Linked DNA regions of Mus musculus: region 1 is linked to region 2. A link is a loop called in an ENCODE intact Hi-C map of the cell type or tissue named here. Cell type or tissue: heart. All regions are shown on one strand.

Region 1 (8,000 bases), 210 kb after region 2:
GGGTCCTGCCTCTCCCTGGCCCAGCGTTATCCCTGAGACCTGCCTTTTTCTCCCTCCCCTTTCACTCCTCATTCTCTTCTGGTCAGTCTCCAGAGCCTCCTTGCGGGGGTGGGGTGGGGGGGTGGGGGTGGCTCCTTTGTGTCTATTCCCTTCCCTTTCTCTACACACCATTCTAAAGCAGTGGTCCTAGAACCCTGCCTGGGTGTCACCTCCCTTCTCCTGGTCCTGTCCTGTCTCCCAGTCTCTCCTGGGAGACTTGTCAAGGCTGCCCCTCTGGCTGTTCTCCAACTCCCCCACCCACTTAATTCTTTTCTCTTTAGGGGTAGATCACCTGGATTTAGGGCTCAGCCCAGCACCCTTACCCTCATGAACGCAGGCATGTGATGTGACTCCCCCGCTTTTTGTTTCTTTTATTTCCAAAATGTCTACAATGATCAGTACCTCATAGTTGTTATTAAGATTGAGTAGATGGATTTGTGTTAAATATTTATTCATTTCCTTCCCTGCTAGGTCCAATTCAGATTAGGTGAATGATCCCAAAGGGGAGTAAGAAGTATGCCACAAACAGAAAGGACTCAGCTTGGCTTCTCTCTTCTCATCTCTAGCAGTGATACTCGTCACTACTCACGTCACTACTCATTGTGACGGTAGATGTCACAATAACTGTCAGAGTGCAGTGGCCCAGCTAGGTAGAGGAGAGAGGCTGAGCCAGTTGTGGAGGCCCAGGTGAGGGTGGGGGCACCGTGAACAGAAGCAGATCCTGAAGACAAGGCACACGGAAGGCTACTGAAGTCTACATGGGGCTGGCCACTGCCTTATCAGTACAGAGCACAGTGCCTGTGAGGTGTTCAGGTAGGACGAGGTGCTGAGGTCATGAGGCAGTGATGGCCGTGGCAGGGATGTGGCAAGGCCAAGAAGACTTTGCTATTTTTAAAAAGTTTCAGTACAGGAGTGGAAATGACTTTAGAATACTCTGGAGGAAAAGACGTTCCAAGGCCTTGGTGATGTACTATCCCAGAGGCAGAACTGGGGGAGGAGGGTGGGCTATATGCCAACTGTCTTCTTGCTTAATGGCCTTTGCCTGTCTGCTGGGCTGAGCTTGCCTGCATAGACCCTAAGGCTCATAGTGTGTTATCATCTTTGGCTCATGGAGAGCTCTTGAAACTGTGAGCTATGTCCCATCCCCAGCACCTATCCAGGCCCTGAAAAAGAAACCTTGACCGTTGACTAATGGCTTAATCAATTCAGGAACAAGAGATTGGTCAGATGGGAACAAGGCGGGTGTTGCATAGAAAGGAGGACTTGGAACTGGTGTGCAGAAGCCAGGAGGAGGAAGAACAGAGGAGTTGGGCGCCTGGGTTGGGGGAATGGAGAGGTGGGACTTTGAAGTCACAGAAGCTGAACATCTCAGCTCGGGGTGGAGTGGCCATGTTGAGAAATGTGACAGAGAGAGAAGGGCACTCTGGCGTTTGTGAAAAAGAACCTTGAGCCAGTCACCTTGGGGCATGCCTGTTATCCTGGAACTTGGGAGATGGAGGCCAGTGCTCAGATCGAGGCCCAGTTTTGGCTATATAGGGAGCTGGAGGCCAGCCTGGATGACTGAGACTGTGTCTTAAAAACACCAAAAAGAAATAAAGAGTCATGCTTAAGGACCTAGGTGGGGGCCTGTTTTCCTCTTTCCCTCCCTCTCTCCCTCCCTTCCTCCCTCCCTCCCTCCCTCCTCCCTCCCCTTCCTCCTTTGCTATCCACCAAGCAGTCTGGCCAGACTGTGTTCCAAAGAACAGTGAGTTTCTCAGATGTATGTGCTCATGGAAGGATTTATCCATGGAAATGATGTTTGAAGCCAGGCCCTGGAGGTGCAGAGGAAGATTCACACCCAGGTGGTACAAGTTGAAGCCTGAATGTAGATAAGAAACTATGTAGGTAGCCTCAGCCCCTGCAAAGGTTTGAGGCAGGCACATCACTTGAACCAGAAGGTTCGTGGCAGCCTGAGCCACATAGTGAAGCCCTGAGACACCACTGTGGAGTAGGAAGGAGAAAGGCAGTTGTAAAAACCAGGGCTCCGGGTGTGGGGTAAAGGGTGGAGAGGTTCCAGAAGGACTGACTGATGAGTCTTAGGGCTGTTGCAGAGTTTGCAGCATTGGTACCAAGAAGTCGGTGGTGTGACATCTAGGCAAGGAGCTTGGTGAGCTCAGCTGGGGGCAGGTTAAAGTAGGTCACTGGCTGGCTAAGTGGAAGTGTGGTTGTGCTGTCTGGAGCAGCCCTTCTCAGCCTTTCTTCCAGCTAATTCCAGCTGCATGGCTCGTCAGCTGGACTCTGCAGGAGATGAGCAAATGTGGCAGAATTGTCACCAGGGACATGTGCACGAGTGTGCCCGTGTGTGGGGAAGGGGATGCACAGCTTCTAAAATACCTCCCAGAGGCAGAGTGTGTTTGAGGCAGGGGGATGCTGCTTCCTTCCATCCGGCTCCCTGACTGGAAGGCACCTCAGTCCCTCAGGTCTGCAGGCCTGGCTCTGGGTGATGTGACCAAGACATGCTCTGATCTCTTAACTCAGAGGGTTTGTGGTCTGTCTGGGGAGATTGTATCTACTCATTTGAAATAACTATAGCTTCTGATAAGAGCCCAGAGTAGATATGGATAGTTCGTGTTATTCAACCAGAACAGGCGGCTAGGTATCCGAGGAGCTTGGGTGGGGAGACATGAATCATCGACGGGGGGCTTCGTGGGTGGAAGGTAGGATTGCGGCAGCGTGGCAGCGCTCTCTGAGGAGGTCACACCGAAGAGCTCCTCACCACCGTAGGTCTTGACATTAAGTGGAACACAGTTTAACCTAATGTGCACGCTGATGTGGGGCTTAGTGAGTGGGTCCCCAAAAGGTGGCTGGGTCAAGTTTGACCACAGGGTCCATTTCATCTTCGCTCCCCTACTCAGCAGCCCCGGCACAGGAAGTCACACTTTAAGGCCTCTCTAGGCGGAAGCTGAGGAGTAGTTAGAGAGGCCTTGCCACCTCCTCAGCCATCTCTCCTCTCCTCAGGCACCCCCCAGCATCCTGCCCCTCCTCTGCTCCAGGCATTCAAGTTTGGGCCAGGACCTGTGTCCCTTGTCCCTTGTTGGCCTCACAATGCAACTGGTAATAGGGTGCCTATTGAAAGAGCCAGAGGGCCCTGGAATCCCTGGAGCATGTGAGATGAGAGAGCTGGCTCTGCACCTGCTCCTTCTCTTTTGTTACCTTGTTTTTGTTGAGAGTAGACCTGGCTGTCCTAGAACTCACATTGTAGAGCAGGCTGGCCTTGAACCCAGGGATCTGCCTGCCTCCACCTCTCAGAGTGCCTGGATTAATGTCTAGCTTCCTCCATCTCTTCTAACCTTAAGAGGGCTGTGATTTTTGTTCCATAGCTACTTGACCTGGGGAGAACTGGCCCTGTCTCTTAAAGGTTGTCTAGGGAGCATCCAAACCCAATGCAAGTGGCCAGAACCAGGCAGGCTATGGGAATGTGGTGAACTAGGGCGGGAGGGCACCCTGGATTTGATTCTTGTTGGGATTGGGGAGTGTCAGGGGCTGCCAAAGGCCCAGGGAGCCAGGGAGCAGGGATCCTGGGAAAGGCTTTATCAGCTGAAGACGATGTTGTTTCCCTTTGAGGAGGGATCAAGGCAGCTCCAAGTCCAAAGGAAGGATGTCAGAGATGGAGGAGGTAGATCCTCTGGGAGGAGCTTACTGGCCTGACAGGGAAGCCAGGGGTCAGAAAGACTTCCCTTTGGGATGGGATGGAAGAGGGAGGCATTTTCCCGAAATCTGAGCCCAGTGGGACAGGGGTTCATTGCCTGGACGAATGGTCTGAGTGGGGGTGGGTGAGAGAGAGAGAGAGACTGTGCACCCAGGAGGGAGCAGATGGGGTTCCACTTGCTGCTGGTTGGCTTTTCTGCTGATTCACAGCCCTTGTTGAGCCGGGAAGCTGCAGTTCCCTGTCCACTGTCCTAGATCTCCCTCCCTGGCCTGAGTCACTGGGGCGGAGCTGCTGGGAAAAGATTTCCCTTTCCCGGATTTGACTTAACCCCCAGAGTTCTGCAAAGGAAGGACACGTGACCAAAGAAACAGGCTCCTTCTCTGGAGGCTCGTCCATCGCTGGTTGAGACTCGCCCCCACCCCCACCCCCGCAAGGCCGTTCTTGGCCTGGAGCCCACATCTACCTCTTCCTGACACTGCCTGATCTGTTGGTTTGGCTTCAGGTTCTCTGATGGGGTTGGAAGTACCACTGACCTTAGGTGCTCCAAGCATTTCTTCTTCGGGGAAAGGAACCACACTTTCATGATTGGGAAGTTCTTATCATAACTAACCCTTCCTGTCACCCTGGAAGCCTCTGTGTGTCGTGAGGGGTGGGGGTGCACCCCTGCCTGAGAGATTGCTGGTGTGCTTTCTGTGTGTGGCTTCTTGGGTCTATGGCTGAGGCAAGGGGCTTCCTGGCCCGTGCAGCTGCTGTGCCGAGGAGGTAGCACTTCTAGTAACAGCAGCTGACAGCAGGGTGCAAGCTGCCAGCCTCTTTCCAAACGGAGCTTTGGGGGTTGCAGAGCCCCCAAAGGCAGCTGTGAGTCTAGGTGTTAGGTCTCTCCTGAATGTGATCTGATTGGTCAGTTGCTTCTGCATCTGTCTTGAAGACCTCCGCTATCTTGACGTAACAACGCTATGCGAGGGGGGGAGGGGAGATGAAAGAAGGAAGGCTGAGGGAAACCCAAAACCGGGAGAGATCAAAGAGCAAGGTCTACATTGAAACTAAGAGGGCTTTGCGCTCTCCATACTGAAGCTGTTTACATACAAGAAAGCCAGTTGGTTGCTATGAGCTTTGCCAAGATTATAAAGCCAGCCCTCTAGAATGCCCTGCTTTGGGACTCCTGGCACATCCTCAGCTCCTGAATTGAGGGTCATCTTGAATCAGATCACCAATCTCTGGTCAACTCTAGTACATGACACATTTGTCTTTGGTCTTACTTAATCCTTGTCGCGCCTGCATGCTCGGAGTTCTTCCTTTTGTTTCTGTCCCGCAATGGTGCTTGGGAGAGCATTATCCCCAGGTGCGCATTCATATCTGGGTGTTTGAGTGTGCACGGAGGTCAGAGGTCATCCTCAGGTGTTTGCTTCCCATCAGTTGGACTAGGTTGCTTAGACAGAGATCATCAGGGGCCTACCTGGTGGGCTCCCCTCCATCACCGGGAATACAAGCCCGTACCTGGCTTTTTATGTAGGTGATGGTGCTCGATGTCAGGTCCTCACGTCGCACAGCTGACACTTTCCTGAACCATCTTCATGACAGCCCTCCCTTCAACTTGATTTCCCCCCCCCAGTAGTACTTTTTGAATTACTGTCATGGAATCCAAAGAGGTTTGTAGATCCTAATGGCTCACCTCTAGGAAGTGTCCACAAACAGGCTTAGTGTGAAACCCGTACCCAGATATAGAAATGCCAAATGAGTAGTAGGATTGATTGTCTGTTGGAAAAACAGGCTGTAACGGAAACAGCCTGCTACTTCTGGCTAACATTTCTTGGTCGGGCAGAGGGCATTGCAGTGCTTCTGTGTGAGACCTGGAGCTCCACCCTCAGCCCTGCAGACACACGGGGAAACTAAACATTCCTTGACCGGCTCTCTTGTGATCAGCACTGGGAGCCGCTTCAGGGAACTGAACGGGATAAAATGCAGCTGGGGCCTGAGACCTAATTGCTCAGTTGTAGAAACAAATGCTAGCATACAGAGCCACCAGAGACCAAGAAAATACTAGACTGCACAGTCGCCACCATCTAGGGGAGAGTGTCCCTAGGGGGTGGGGGGAATGTGAACTTGTCTCTCTCTCTCTCTCTCTCTCTCTCTCTCTCTCTCTCTCTGTGTGTGTGTGTGTGTGTGTGTGTGTGTGTGTGTGTGTTCAATTTGTTGCTACCTCTAAGGCCCCACCCCTGACAGTATTTCCTCTTTCTGATTGTTCCCTCAGGTGCTCCTGGCTCTGCTGATGGGGATACATCCATCAGGGGTCACTGGACTAGTCCCTTCTCTTGGTGACCGGGAGAAGAGGGATAGCTTGTGTCCCCAAGGAAAGTATGTCCATTCTAAGAACAATTCCATCTGCTGCACCAAGTGCCACAAAGGTAGGAGAAAGTGAGAGCAGAGAATTGTCTTGAGATTTCTTTTGCTTTTTTTTTTTTTTTTTTTTTGAGACAGGGTTTCTCTATACCCCTGTCTGTCCTGGAACTCACTTTGTAGACCAGGCTGGCCTCGAACACAGAAATCTGCCTGCCTCTGCCTCCCGAGTGCTGGGATTAAAGGCGTGCGCCTCCACGCCCCGGCTTCTTTTGCTTGTTTCTGATGTTCCCCGACCTTGGTCCCTGGGAGTCCCCTTATTTTGCTGCCCCACTCCCTGCCCCCGACTTGGGTTTTGCCCTTTAGTTCTCCACTACAGCCTGACCCTAACCCTATCTACAGGAACCTACTTGGTGAGTGACTGTCCGAGCCCAGGGCGGGATACAGTCTGCAGGGAGTGTGAAAAGGGCACCTTTACGGCTTCCCAGAATTACCTCAGGCAGTGTCTCAGTTGCAAGACATGTCGGAAAGGTAAGCCTTGGGATTGGGCCAGGGCTATAGAAGGTGCATGGTGTGTGAAGACGTGCGAACATGTGTGTGTGTCCGTGGGTGTTGGCCAGGAGGTCAGGATTTCGAATCTGCTCGTGAGTGTGGCGGTAGTATGCATGCGTGCACATGCAAGCTCGGGCCTGTGTGCGTAGGAGGAGTGTCTGTTACAAAGACGAATGCCATGTGGCAGAGCCAGGGGGCGTCAAGATTTGTGTGGGAAAAGGGATGTGAGACTCACACACCATTTCCTTCCCTCTTCAGAAATGTCCCAGGTGGAGATCTCTCCTTGCCAAGCTGACAAGGACACGGTGTGTGGCTGTAAGGAGAACCAGTTCCAACGCTACCTGAGTGAGACACACTTCCAGTGCGTGGACTGCAGCCCCTGCTTCAACGGCACCGTGACAATCCCCTGTGAGCACCGGTCACCCAAGTCCTCTCCCCTCCCCGGGAGCACCCTGCCCCCCTCCTCTGCCCCCCACCCTATCCTGTCTGTGTGTCTGAGCTCCTATGTGGCACCTGCATTCCCGCCCTCGTCCCTCCCTCGGGCCCTCAGACTGCAGGCACGCGCTCTTAGTCTTAACCGCTTTCCCACAGGTAAGGAGACTCAGAACACCGTGTGTAACTGCCATGCAGGGTTCTTTCTGAGAGAAAGTGAGTGCGTCCCTTGCAGCCAGTGAGTATCTGCCAAGTGCTTGGGGTTCAGGGGTGGGTGAGCAGCTGTGGCTGAGGGGCCCCAGCAGGGTCAAAGGTGGGATCCTACAGCCGGATGAGCAGAAGACACTACAAGACATCAGACAGCCCTTTCCCTTTCTCCAGGACGTTAGGGGATAAGCAATAGGGCTTAGCGGGTAAAGCGCTTGCAGCAAACGTCTGGCAACCTGAGTTCAAGCTCTGGAACCCCGTCTTGTAAAGGTGACAGGAGAGAATATCAGGTGCACAACGTCATCCTCTGACTGCCACACACACGTGCTATAGCTCGCATGCCTCTTCAGTGCTGGGCAGTTAGATCCGAGCGCGCTGTTCTTGACTGCACTCTGGTGCATCTTACTGTTGATGGTATCTTAGGTTTGGCTCGCACAAGCTCTACCGCTGGGGATCCCTTCTTCCCAGGCTCCCTGACAGACTTCCTCATTCCTGTGGCTCCGCATGGGCTGCTCTTATACATTTGCTTCCAGAGAAGACTCTCATAGTTGACCTGACTTGGGGGTTAAATCCCAACTTACCTTTTTCCTGGCTCTGCAACCTTGGGCAAGTTCTTACCTCTCTACGCCTTATGTTTCTTAACCTTTAGGGTAAGGAGAGTGGGGGTGGAGATGTGGATCAACGGTAGAGCACTGGCCTAGCGTATTGGAGGCTCTGGGTTAGATCCCCAAAACAGACAGCTAAA
Region 2 (8,000 bases):
CGCGTGTGCTATATGCAGCATGGTGCATGTGTATGCAGTGTGATGATACATGAATGCATGTGTGTACAGCGTGATGCATGTGTCCGTTGTGTATGCAGTGTGATACATGTATGTATGTGGTAGAGTTGTGTTCATATGCGTGTGAGAGAGCTATAGCTCAACCTCAGCCATTGGCCTCTGCTCTCCACCTGACTCGCTTATGTTGTATCGTGTGCGTGTGCGTGTGCGTGTGTGTGTGTGTGTGTGTATACGCGTGTGTGTGCGTGCGTACGCACCAGCACACCTATCAGAAAACACATGGAGCTCAGAATAATTTGGGAGTTGTCACCTTCCACCACGTAGTCTGATCAAGTTTGGGCTTGATGGCAGACACCATTACCTGCTGTTTTCACCTCACCATCGCTACTCTTTAAAGAAATGTTGTTTAAAATTTCCCACTACCACCACTTTCCCTCCCAGTGAGTCCATTGAGTGTTGGCTATGTGGATGGATGTGGGACCATCTACTGGAGTGTGAGTAACCTGACAGCCTCCCATCCATCCCTTAGGAAACCTGACTACACCCCCAGCTGCAATCAGTTGCCAGGTACTCCTGAGATAAGACTGGGACTTCATGCTCTACTCCTCACAACACACACACACCCTACTTTTCTCTTTTAGTTAAACTGTCTGGACCACAGACACCTGGGATCAGCCTGCAGTTCTGCCTTCTGGGTTTTTGTTTTCACTTGGATTGGCAGTAGCTAGATGTCGTGTCCTCCCCCCCCCCCCCCCCCCACACACACACACACACACTTTGCAGTGTGGAGAGCAGAGGGTACAGCATGGCAGGGAGAGGGGAGCTTGGTGTTCCCCTCAGCCACTGCACTTGGAGGAAAGACCCTATCCTCTCAGCTGCAGTTGTTCCTGAGCCCTGAGCCTCGACTGTGCGGGTTGAGGGGGACGCGTCACATACTTCTACCAAGAGCCCAAGTGCATTCCCACTGCAGGCTGTGCTTGCTTTTGATTCTTGGCTCTGCTGGCCCAGCATCTCTGCACTGGATTGACAAACTGCAGAGCTCTGGCAGGTCATGGAGCTTGTGGCTGTGCAATTTGTTTCCTCAGGCATCCTCCTGTTGGCCTGCAGCTCGGGAGGGCGGGGTGTTCTGAAACAGAGCTCTGCCTGCCTTGGGTTAGTCGGAAGGGAGGAGAAGAGGGCCTGAGTAGAGTGGGTAGTTTCTGGCTTGGTTTTTGTTTTTTGGGTTTTTTTGGTTTGGTTTTTCGAGACAGGGTTTCTCTGTGTAGCCCTGGCTGTCCTGGAACTCACTCTGTAGACCAGGCTGGCCTCAAACGCAGAAATCCGCCTGCCTCTGCCTCCCGAGTGCTGGGATTAAAGGCATGCGCCACCACGCCCGGCTGATTTTGTTTTCAGTAGCTGCAGACTTAGAACATTGCCAGGTAGGTGCTCTGCACAGTGCAAAAACCTTAAACAGCACATTTTAAGAGGCAAAGGCATCTTTTGAGTTTGAAGCCAGGCTGGTCTCTATGTAGTAAGTCCAAGACCACCTAGGCTACATAGCAAGACCTTGTCTCAGAAAAACCCAGGAAAAAGCAAGTTTTGATATAAGTGAAGTCCATATTTGATGATGTTCTCATTGATACTAGCTAGGTTCCCCACATTGCATGACAGTCTGAGATAGGACAAGCGAGCAAGTGCTTTAGGCTTGCTTTAGAGCCTGGGACTTACTCCTTAGAATGTCTTGTTATATACTGCCCTCCTGAGGGAGCAGCTTCCTCTGAAAACCTGACAAGAAGAGTAGTAATCCCTTAAAACGTGTGGGGCAAATAGTTTCAGTAAAAACCATGAACTAGTGTGAGTAGTCAGTTTTTGGGCACTATCCTAAGGTGTGGGCCTTCGTTATTGTTTCTTTGGATTTTGGTGGGTTTTTTTTTGTTTTTTTGCCAGGTTTTTTATTATTATTATTATTATTATATGTAAATACACTGTAGCTGTCTTCAGACACTCCAGAAGAGGGAGTCAAATCTCATTACAGATGGTTGTGAGCCACCATGTGGTTGCTGGGATTTGAACTTCGGACCTTCAGAAGAGCAGTCAGGTACTCTTACCCACTGAGCCATCTCACCAGCCTGGATTTTGGTGTTTGAAGACCGGGTTTTTCTATGTAGTCCTGGCTCTCCTGGGACTGGCTCTGTTGACAAGGCTGGCCTGGAACTCGGATCCATCTGGCCCTACCTCCTAATTGCTGGGATTAAAGGCTGTGCCACCACCACTGCCTGGCAACTGCCTTGGTTTTTGTTTGTTTGTTTTTTGAGACAGGGTTTCTCTGTATAGCCCTGGCTGTCCCGGACCTCACTTTGTAGACCAGGCTGGCCTCACTCAGAAATCTGCCTGCCTTGTTTCTTAATGATCAAGCCATCTGTTTAATTTTTACCTCAGGAAACTCGGCAGCAGCTACCCCTACAGAGCCTGACCTGAAGGATCAGGTCACCCCAAAGTCTGAGAACGGTAGTCAGCCCACCAAGAAAGCCCGTGGGGCTGTGAAGGCAAAGCAGCAGTTGCTGAGACAGCCACATTCCAAGAAGCCCTTCCAGAAGTTGAACGGCATCGCCAAAGGGCCAGGCTTGTCCACTGAACCTTCTGTCCCAGATGCCCAAGTGTCTACCAGGCCCAGTCAGTCTGCTGGGAATGCTGACGTGAACAGCAAACGAAAGAGGTCTGAGAAGCTGAAGCAGCGGGGACCTAAGTGGAAGCCCTCTAAGGAGGCTGCTGTCCCAAAGCCGAGCGCCCCTTCCAGGGTTGAGGACTCGAGAACACCTCCTGTGCCGACTCCCTCTGAAATCCGTGCTGCCCCAAGGCCTAAGGACTGTGCTCCATCCCTTGGGGAAGCCAAAAAGAAACAGAAAGGAAAGCAGCAGTTAGCACAGCAGCCTGCTAATGGAGCTGCTCCCCTGAAAGAAGATGCTGTTTCCAAGGGACCCTCAGCCCCCTTTGTGTCTCCCCACAGTTCCACCAGGCCCCCACCAGCAAAAAGGAGGAAATCAATGACAAAGGGCAACAGCCAGCCTCTGTTGTCTTAAATGGACTTGGAAACTTGACATTGTCTCTGGGTTGGAACTTTTAGATCCTGATGCAAGGCTGGCCTCCCCCTGTGCATACATATGAAATTTAATATACATATTACCACTCCTAGTTGCTGTTGTGTTTTTTGAGGGGACTGGGTACTGGCGGTTTGTAGGAAAGTGGGCCTGGGTTTCTCTGGGGAGAGACAGTTGTGCACTATTCAAATGACTATTCAAATGGTAAATTTCTCCCTCCATTTCTTAGTCTTCATGGGAAAAAGTAAAGGAGTCCGACCCAGGGTACCAGGTAGAAGAGAGGGCAGTAGGGAAGACTGTCTCTAAAGAGCCAGAGGTCCTGTGCCTACAGTCAGAATCTTAGGCTGTGGCTCCCCGGGAAGGGCTAGTCTGGCTCCTGCCGGGGTTGACCCCACTCATGGGGCCTCAGACCCGGGAAAGGTTCAGCGCTGATGCCCTAATGAGGGCCTTTCATTGGCCCCCTCTGCTCCCTCCCTTATGACCTTTGCCCTCCTGCCGGGCTATCTGATTGGTCACTCGTATCCCACAAGCATCTCATTGGCTCTTCTCCTCACCCTCTGCTGCACTGGTCTCCTTCTCCCGGCAGAAGGCGCAGCCATGAATCCGTTATTTGGTCCCAACCTCTTCCTCCTACAGCAGGAGCAGCAAGGCTTGGCCGGGCCGCTGGGGGACCCTCTGGGAGGTGACCACTTTGCCGGGGGAGGGGACTTAGCCTCGGCTCCGCTTGCCTCGGCCGGCCCCTCTGCCTATTCGCCTCCGGGGCCTGGTCCGGCGCCCCCCGCAGCCATGGCTCTCCGCAACGACCTAGGCTCCAACATCAACGTACTGAAGACCCTGAACCTCCGGTTTCGCTGCTTCCTAGCCAAGGTGCACGAGCTAGAGCGCCGAAATCGGCTGCTGGAGAAACAGCTGCAGCAGGCTCTAGAGGAGGGTAAGCAGGGCAGGCGGGGCCTGGCCCGCCGTGACCAGGCGGTACAGACCGGCTTCATCAGCCCGATCCGGCCCCTGGGGCTGCCCCTGAGCTCCCGGCCGGCCGCCGTGTGCCCCCCATCAGCGCGGGTGCTGGGCTCGCCCTCCCGCTCGCCAGCTGGACCCTTAGCATCCTCTGCCGCCTGCCACACATCATCCTCCACTTCCACATCCACTGCCTTCTCCTCGTCGACCCGCTTCATGCCTGGCACCATCTGGTCCTTCTCTCACGCCCGCCGGCTTGGACCAGGACTGGAACCCACGCTGGTGCAAGGGCCTGGCCTGTCGTGGGTACACCCTGACGGGGTGGGCGTCCAGATCGACACCATCACCCCTGAGATCCGTGCCCTGTACAACGTGCTGGCCAAAGTGAAGCGGGAGCGGGACGAGTACAAGCGAAGGTAGGGACAGGGTTCAAGACATGCCCCACACAGACACGACAGGGGCAGGGAGTTAGTTAGTGAGGGTTCCTAGAACGGAGAAGTGGGGGGCGGGGGGTGGGGGGCGGAGGGCAAGAATCGTGTTAACAAGAGTTGAACTTCCTGTGATGATGAAAAGTGAGGAGCAGGGAAAGATTTGGTTGCAGGGACCCCAGAATCCACAGACAGTTCTCAAGTCAGACTGGTGGCTCGAAGCCTTCTAGAACACTGGGAACTGATGCTTTCTTCTGGCATGTCTCCCTGTCTTATGCAGGCTGCAGTGTCTGCGTGACTCTGCTAACTGTGGGGTGTTGTGTGGTATGAAAGGGAGACATCCGAGAGAGCTCTGCATCTGTGGGTCTTGGTTGTCGGGCCAGCTTCAGACCTTGGGGGCAATTTCAGGACATAAACTCCACATATGGGGTGAAGGATGCGGCTTTAATTCTGGAGGCAAATTAAGTGAAGTTGGAAGGAGGTAGTGAAGGGCGACTGTGCCTGCCCAGGGCCTCCTCTAAGGCATGTCCCCAGAAGCCAGGTCTCACCCTGGTTCCATACAAGAGGCTCAAGGACTCCGGAAGCTAAAGATATTGCTTGGAACAGTCAAAACACACAGGAAAAGAGAGAAAGGGTATGGGGTCTCCTAGGACAAGGAGAAGGGATGGCTGTCATAAAGCTGGTGGGGGCGCTCTATCAGAAGAATCTCCAACCAGAACCAAGTAAAAAAAAAAAGTTGGGACATGGGCACGCCCTACAGAGATACAGATCGGCTATCTCAGGACCAGCACTGTGTGTTCTGAGGGTGAAGGTTTGGCTTTCTGAGAGGAACCCTGTCCCCAGCAGGTTAACATAAGAGTTAAGAGGAAGGGATGTCACATTGGAGTGCTGGCTGTTTACCAGGAGGACTCCCTGGATGGCTGGTAACCAGGCAACAGGACAGGGCCACAGGCAGAGAGAGTTTTCTCAAGGCTGACCAGGCCCTGGTTGAGGAGGAAGTTGGTGGCGGTCAGAGGGGAAGCCCAGATTTGGAGGCTCCAGTGTCTTACCTAATGTGACCCTTTGGGGGATAGCCTGGTCTGTGTGTGCAGGCCAAGGTGGCAGGGATCGCTATCTGGTTATAGCCGTGTGTGAGGACTATTTGGAGGCCCTGGAAACACTTTGTAGGCTCTGGGTGACCTTCAAGGGTTGGTGATCTCTTAGCATCCCCCAGATCGCATGCATCAGCAGGCTTCCTGAAGTTCAATCCTCACCCTGGCTTCCATGACTGTGGCCCATGTCTTTGGGTTTTTAGTTATCCCAGCCTCTAGGCACCGCCCAGGGCCTGCCCGCACCTGCCTTCTCCCCTGAAGGGCTTAACAGCCAGTGGAGCATGGACAGTTCTGGAGTTCTGCTCTAGTCCTAGGAACAGCTGCTCCTCTCCAAGCCATCTTTTAAAACAGAGACTGTTTGTCCTTGGTGCAGCTGTCTTGGGCAGCAAAGAGTTATCCTTGGGGACTGGTTAGCTCATCACTGCAGCACAGGGTCGTGCAGAGGGCCCGCGGCTAGGATTGCATGGTACACGACACTCGCCCTTCCACCCCAGTGCCCCCTCCCTCCTTCTGAGCTCCTCACACCGTGCCCCCACACCCCACTCCGTTAGCCTGGATGGCATGCAGAGCTTGATTATTAAACTGGGCGGGATGGAGGCCCCGCCACCCCCTAGCTCCTGTCTTTAGCTCCTTTGCCTGGGTGATATTTTTCTTGGGGCTCAGTTTTTCCAGTAATAAGGATGCTCCTTGCTCTTTCCCTTCAACTCAAATATAGGATTTATTTGCAGGCGAAGCCTTTGGTAAATGTAGTAATTATGAAATTTGCCCAGATTCTACCCAAGTTATGGGAACCTTGCAAAAAAAACAAACAAACTGAGATTTGAATGCAGGCCACACTGCACCCATCGGTACCTGGCTGGAGACCACTGCGGGCATCTAGATAATTCAGATTTCTTTCCCTGTATGAGCCATCTCATTAAGCATCATCTTGCCTTAAACTTGCTCGTGTTTCACTGGGATTTATCAAGTTCATCCCTGACGCGTCTTGGCCAGGGTCGTAACCTCTTGTCTATCCTATGGGCTTTTCCTCTAGAGACTCACAGACTCTAGGCACACAGGATGCCACATCCCATACTTGTAGAGGAAGAAACCAGAGCCTAGCAAAGACAAAGGTCTCATGTAAGAAAACGTGTAACGTGAGGTTATCAGACTCTGTCACTGCTGGAACAGAGGGAGAAGCAGGCGAGGGGGAGTGCAGGGCTGGCAGGAAACAGGATAAGAGGGTGTGAGGGAGGGCCACAGCTGAGCTGCATGGTCAGCTGCAGGGTGGTGGCTAGGCTGGCTGCCTCTTCCCCTGGCTGCCTGGAGTTATTATTAGGAACACTGCAGTGCGGCTGTAGGTGCTGGACATGGGAGAGTCATAGAACCCGAGAGGGCGAGGGAGGGGCAGGAGCAAGGAGAGAAGGGGCCCGAGAGCTTAGTCCTCCTGACTGCAGAGGCTGTCCTCGGCTGCCTCCTCTCCATGGGTCTCATTTCGAGTCTTCTTCTTCAGCTCCGTTGCCCTCCTTTCTGAGGCCAGAAGAAGCCTGTGCAGGCAGAGTGCAGGCGGAAGTGATGAGATCACGCACACAGGCATTGCCTTGGGTGCTGAACCTGCATGGTCAAGCAGCACCCCAGCTTCCATCTCCATGACGATGGAATGTGCACCTAGCCCTGGGTAGCGAGCGCCCCATAGTCACTGCTCCATAGCAAGTGCCTTCGGCCTGCTGACAGTGTGGGTCTGAGCTCTGGGTGAGAGATGCTGTACAGCTTGGCCGTGCCTTCTCACCCACTCACGGTTCCCTTTCCCCTGCGTGCGGTTATTCAGCAATAGCTAGCTTCCCGTGCCCACTTTTTTCACGCTGCTGGGGGGACATCACGCCAGCCCTGTGACCTTCTTAGAGCTCACTTCAAGGGGCTGGGTGGGGAAGGACTTTGCTCCCAGCCAGGCTGCTGAGCAGCTCTTGACCCAGCCTGTGTCCTGCAGATGCTTTCACAGGAGGCAGGGCACAGCCTAACAAGCTCTGGTCTGTGCGGGCAGGAGCGGGAGACCGGATCTGTGCCACTGAAGGTGGGAGACTGGGTCATAGGGGGGACATGGTGGATTGGTGTGTGGGCAGGAGGTGGGGGATGAGACCAGCCAGACAGCTGGCGGAACCGGGCCGGTGTGGGGATGGGTACTGCAGAGGCCCAAGTGGTAGCAGTTGTTTTTAAATATAGTTCTTGGTACGTGGTCCGGAGGTTCTGGGCAGGCAGTTGGTGAGCTCAGCCCTTGCCAGGAAGTGTGGAGCCATTCAACAGCTGCAGCTGCCCCCTGGCCGGCCGCCTGTAAATTCTTGCTTCAACCAGTTCCCATCTAGGGAACCAGACCTGAGGTCTGAAGCCTGGGCCTGAGACGGAGGGAGGGACAGGAGCTGTCACTGTCACGGCAGGAGGGACTCTAGGCTGTGTTC

Evidence for each region. A loop is a pair of places that touch in the nucleus more often than their neighbours do. Peaks named below come from ENCODE experiments on the same cell type or tissue, not always from the same donor. Only the 100,000 strongest peaks of a DNase experiment are listed, where the experiment ranks them.
Region 1: it touches region 2 in a loop (2.3-fold over the local background); 3 of 42 quality-filtered maps call a loop at or near these places.

Annotation. Positions count from the first base shown.
Region 1 is chr6:125,350,847-125,358,846 of GRCm38, forward strand. Tnfrsf1a (tumor necrosis factor receptor superfamily, member 1a) reads left to right here. Exons shown (of 10, transcript NM_011609.4): 2 at 5,979-6,132; 3 at 6,467-6,595; 4 at 6,875-7,024; 5 at 7,208-7,286. Among named protein-coding and RNA genes, the nearest start is that of Tnfrsf1a, 5.1 kb to the left of the region's middle. In heart, no CTCF peak of the experiment used is centred here; DNase peaks (open chromatin) are centred at 1,045, 3,045, 4,045, 4,485 and 7 weaker places; H3K4me3 peaks cover 1,757 bases; H3K27ac peaks cover 2,766 bases; H3K27me3 peaks cover 769 bases.
Region 2 is chr6:125,141,565-125,149,564 of GRCm38, forward strand. Nop2 (NOP2 nucleolar protein) reads left to right here. Exons shown (of 16, transcript NM_138747.2): 16 at 2,437-3,189. The coding sequence ends at 3,077. It overlaps Iffo1 (intermediate filament family orphan 1), which reads left to right and starts at 3,660. Exons shown (of 9, transcript NM_001302779.1): 1 at 3,660-4,465. The coding sequence starts at 3,693. In heart, CTCF peaks have their summits at 3,688 and 3,902; DNase peaks (open chromatin) are centred at 3,617, 5,427, 6,827, 7,777 and 3 weaker places; H3K4me3 peaks cover 4,701 bases; H3K27ac peaks cover 5,175 bases.